2 separate regions of the Homo sapiens genome follow, and region 1 is linked to region 2. The links are chromatin loops, found by intact Hi-C in ENCODE. Cell type or tissue: psoas muscle. All regions are shown on one strand.

Region 1 (2,500 bases), 50 kb after region 2:
CAGAATATTTTTAACCAAAACATCATTCCCTATTTTTGACTAAAAATAATTTACTATGGCCAAAAAATGGCTTTTGACAATACTATATATCATCACAGGGTTTTGTTTTTGTTTTGTTTCCTCAATATGAGAGAGAGAGAGAGAGAGAGAGAGAGAGAGAGACTGATTCCTTACCTGGGGCATATCAGCAGTTGACACAACCACAAATAGAAGAAAATAACAGAAACAGAAAAAAATATGAGAATCGAAGAATGAAATTGGCTCAAATAGAAACCACTCCTGTATTCTAAAGTCCCTGGCCTCAAGTCCAATATCAAATCAACACGTGTTGAGAATCCCTTCTGTGTATAGGGCACTGGGCTCAAACTGGCAAAAATCTTTTATTTTATTTTTAGTCACAGGAATTATGGCTTCATCTCTTGGAGGGACTTATGTGTCACTGTATCTATTTTATAGCAAAATATACCAAGGGACCCCTGGTTGGCATGACTTAGTCAATGATAGACTGCCAAACGGCAGCCTTGCCAAAAGCAGCAGTCCTGTGGCTCAAGTCTTCATCCTCACTCTAAGTAGTAGAAACCATGCTAAGATGATCATTAAGTTTTTCCATATTGTTACTTGTGGCACAAAGATGTGGCTTTTTCCAAGAAGCCTCTCAAGGTGAGTGGCTTCACTTCTCTCAGATGCATCTACTTTCAGCATCATGGGAAGAGTCCCTGACAGGGTGTTAGGTGAGGGGCGCTATTAAAAGGGTTGTGGAGTCATGCTGGAAGCTATAATTATAAGAAGAGCATTTTTTTTGAACCTCAGAGTAGTGGCAGGTCCATTCAACCCCATCACTTTTGGAGAAACAGTCATTTATTTTCTGACTACCCTCCTTGCCCTCCATGGACTCTCAATTTAGTGGCTCTATATCAGTGGCAAAATTTTCCCCATCATTCTAATGATGATTTCCATTTTTTGTAGTCAGACCTTCACCTCAGCAACTGAGGAAAAAAAAAAAAAACCAAAACCCCTGTCTCTCGTTAACAAAATATAAATATTCAGTTAATGGTTGTAAAGCAGTTGAAGATGAAAAGCGCCCTCTATTTGCAAATGATCATAAATAATGGACATAAAATAGAAGAGGAGGTAAAAGCTCAACTGAACATTTACTGCATTTTTCTCAACAAGATCTCCGCATGGAAATCTTCCACCCCCTACATAGCCCAAAACACTGGGACTGGAAGAAGCATGTTATCATCCAGTTCTCATTTTTTTTTTTTTTTGGTTGTAAAATTAGTGGGGTTTTCCTGTTCAATATTTCCATTGGAAACCTCAACAAATCCAACCCACCTGGACCTCGTGGCATTTTTCAAAAGAACAAACCTGTGATTGATCTTGCAGAGCATACCCCCACACTGCGGGAATGGGCCAGTTCTAGAAAGTATGTTATTCTACCGAATCCTATTTCTCCACCCCTCCCTTCTTTGTTGCGTTCATAGCAATGCTGAAGGCTAAGCACCTGCAACTGTAGATGCCTTCAAGTTCTTCAGTTTTTGTGAAATCCAGGGAAAAAAATTACTCAAGTTATAGCCTTAGTGAATTTCAAACTTCATTAGATGTCAAAACTATATTTTTAATAGTTCTAGTATAACACATTTAAGTGCAGCGATACATATAAGTCTCTGGAACTTAAGAATTTAAGATTTTTTTTAAATAGATTTCTCTTTTTCTTTTTTTTTTTTTTTGCTGAGTTATATTGTCAGATAAATCTCAGTACTTACAGTTCTAGGACAAGACAGAACCTCTAGTGCATTTTCCTTTAGTGTAGGGAACAGTCCAGTACACCCACAGAGAACCAGAGAATTTTATGTTCCCACAAATGAAAACAATACCGAACTTGCTTAGGAGTTTAAAGTGTGAAACAAGTGGTCCCATATGTTCATTATTTCCTTGGCCTTTTATTTTGCCAAACACAAAAGAAATCAATAGAGAGAAAGGAAAGATATGATAGAAAAAAAAGGGAAGAATCAGAAAGACATGAGAAAAAAAGAAAAAAAAATCAGAAAACACTTTCTCAAAAATCATTCACAAACCCAAATTTTAAAAGTTCTTTTTTTTTTAATCTTAGATAAATGGAATATTAATTGATTCCAGATGTCTGGGCCACAATGAAAATGCCCTGTAAAATTTGAGGGCAACAGTCATAAGAAAATACTCACTGTAGGTGTAATCATTTTTGTTTGTTCCAGGTCTTTTACAGCAGGTCAGGGTGGGTATTATGAGGCCGATGTGAATAGAAAACTGAAGTCTTAAAAACATGTGCTGCTTTGTGGGTGGGGTTTGTGAAAGCATCTAGTTACATTTGGACACCCAGGCAGGTATGCTATTATGAGCCTGGGTAAACTGCCTTTTGTCCATTGAAACAATGAACAAATTGCACAGCTGGGATTTAAGTCAATCTTTTCCCCCCAGTCAAGCCACCTATTTCCATTGTATGCCTATTGTAGCAGCCCAG
Region 2 (2,500 bases):
TCATTTGGCAAAGGACTCAACCTTCTAAGATTCAGGTCCTCATATGTAAAAAGGATATATAAGAGTACCTCCCAGGACTGGCATGAAGATTAAGTGAGAATGTATGCAAAGTGTTTTGCACAATGGCTGGTATATGGTAAACTATATAAATGTTGACAATTATTATTATGGTGTTGAATTGGTTAACATAGCTAGTTGGGCAGGTATCCTCTTCCTCCATTAATCTTAAAAATGCATCCTTTCCAAAGTTTGGTCGAAGCAGATGGCCTTTCTAGATATTGTTATTCACTAAAGTAAATGAAAGGCTGTTCTCTTGAAAGAATGTCCAAACTTTATGTTGTATAGACTGGTCTGAATAGTTTTAATCTAGAATAGACACTATGAGAATGAATCTTTCAATCAAGTCAAATAAGGCGTATGGGCTTATCTTGACCCCTTGTTACCTTTGATTTGTCCCAAATAATCCACTGGTTAAAATCATTGGCTTTTTGGTATTAATATCAATGCTTCTTATTTCAAAACAATGCTGCAAGGCCTGGGATGAGTGTGGTGAAATACATGGTCAGAAATGGTTTCCCAATCACTTTCACCCAGCATAGTATTTCTCTCATCTCTCTCTACTTCATGTCTCATCTCATTCTGTTCTCTTCTTTTCCTATTTCCTTTCCTCTTCTGCTACTGACAGCCTTTGACATTCTTTTTATTCACTGATGTACTTTTGAGCAAGGCTTATGCCACTGTGGAGTTTACGGTAGGCTAGGTATTAGCATTTCATTTCCTCCCTGGAATGACTGAAAACCAGGGCTCCCTCTCCTGCCAGCCATGCTTTGGGAATAAGCAGTTACCCAGTATACAGTGTCACCAGGCCGCTTAATCACTACTCCATCTTGGACCCATGCCTGAATAAGATGAAAACTGCCAGAGAAAGAATAAGAAGGGATGTTGAGGAATCGCATACGTGGGCCTTAGCTGTCTCATTTTTTTTTCTTTTTTTTAGAAAGACTGACACAACTGTAAGCTGAGACTGGCTCCAGCTTGGAGATTGTAGCTATGCCACCAGCATTATCTCCTGTACTTACACTCTTATTGTTATTTTACTCTTTCAGATGTGGGAAGAGAGGCCTTGTAACAAAACATAAGGCATTCGTGAGTCGAGGGTAACGCCCTCTTTCTGGTGCCACAGAAAGATGAATCAGCCAAAGGGATATTAAAACACATTCTCTTTATTTTTAGTTTCTCTCTAAAGTCTTTCATTTCTTTTTTTCTTTGTAACTTGGCACCTGCCCTCTGTTCTCAGGGGCCCTGCACCCCATTAGTCTCCTCACTCAGGGACCTGTTTTTTGCTCAGGGCACATCTGGACCTTGTCCCAGGGGTGGGAGTGACATGGCCAGGATGGCAGGTGAAGGGGTGGCGGCTGCCAGGGCAGTCTGGCGTGTCTGGAGGGAGAGTGTTGGGAGGTGGACGCTCCTTAAAGAGAGGCATCCGGGCCTGCATCAGGGAGTAAACTGTTGGAAGACAGCCTCTACAGCAGCAGAAACAGCTCTTGGCACTGTCGCAGAGAAGGGAGCAGCCAGAGTCAGCGACAGATTGAACACAGGAGAGAGGGAAGGAGGGAGGGCGAGTGGGAGGAGATGGTTTGGTGTTACATGATATAAATAACTGCATGGTGCAGACTTGAGTGCCAGTTGGGTTGTGTGTGATGTCCCTTTCATGCTGGTGTATCAACAGTGTTGTTCTTGGATTGAGAGGTCCTGGGGAATGTTTCTATAGCACCTAGCACAGTGCCATATGCAGAGAGGGAATAAAAACAAGGCAATATGGTATATTGAAAACAACATTGGATTACAGCCCCAAATCCTCTGTGTGGATGCACAAGTCACCCAAATTCTCTGAGATTCAGTTTCTCATGTAAACAACCAAATGTGCTAGATAATATCAAGCACCCCTTCTAAAAAGATGACCCTAAATATCCAGATGGTCATGAACGACCCACTTTGTAATCAATAATGTGTATATATATATATGGCATATTAATGTTTCTAGCTAATAATAGGGGAGTATAGTAGTGAAGAGAAGTTTGATGAGAAAACCAAGAGTTTTCTCTTTTTTAGATTTAATTTTGGATGTAAACAAGATGTATAAGCTGAATTTAAGGAAAGCAGGGATCAGTGTTGAGTCTGATGAAGGAAAATGTCTAATTTGGAGTTGGGCTTGATTAGGGGAAGGAGACAAGCCCATCCATATGGATTGCAGAAGCCAGCTCAAGGTAGGGCACAAAGAGCCCTTTAGAGAGTCATTTGAAGCAGGTGATAGAATCAAACTACATTTTGAAAACCGGAGTCCTAAGGAAAGAGAGATGGCCCTCACTTCTGTGGGCACTCAGAAATGAGAATTAGTATGAGAAGAGTCTTTCTAATAATCCTTGGGCATGGCCTTTTACTTTTATTCTTCACAAAGCCGCATCTTCATAAGGTAAACAAATGACTCTTTCGGCCCCAG

Evidence for each region. A loop is a pair of places that touch in the nucleus more often than their neighbours do. Peaks named below come from ENCODE experiments on the same cell type or tissue, not always from the same donor. Only the 100,000 strongest peaks of a DNase experiment are listed, where the experiment ranks them.
Region 1: it touches region 2 in a loop (2.6-fold over the local background); 9 of 110 quality-filtered maps call a loop at or near these places.

What each region holds. Positions count from the first base shown.
Region 1 is chr12:102,476,283-102,478,782 of GRCh38, forward strand. The region is part of intron 1 of IGF1 (insulin like growth factor 1); the gene reads right to left. It overlaps LINC02456 (long intergenic non-protein coding RNA 2456), which reads left to right. Exons shown (of 13, transcript XR_007063427.1): 11 at 1-2,500. Among named protein-coding and RNA genes, the nearest start is that of IGF1, 3.0 kb to the right of the region's middle. In psoas muscle, no CTCF peak of the experiment used is centred here; no DNase peak of the experiment used is centred here; H3K4me3 peaks cover 2,429 bases; H3K27ac peaks cover 937 bases.
Region 2 is chr12:102,426,225-102,428,724 of GRCh38, forward strand. All of the region lies in intron 2 of IGF1 (insulin like growth factor 1), which reads right to left. The region is part of intron 10 of LINC02456 (long intergenic non-protein coding RNA 2456); the gene reads left to right. Among named protein-coding and RNA genes, the nearest start is that of IGF1, 53 kb to the right of the region's middle. In psoas muscle, no CTCF peak of the experiment used is centred here; a DNase peak (open chromatin) is centred at 1,527; H3K4me3 peaks cover 803 bases; H3K27ac peaks cover 2,500 bases.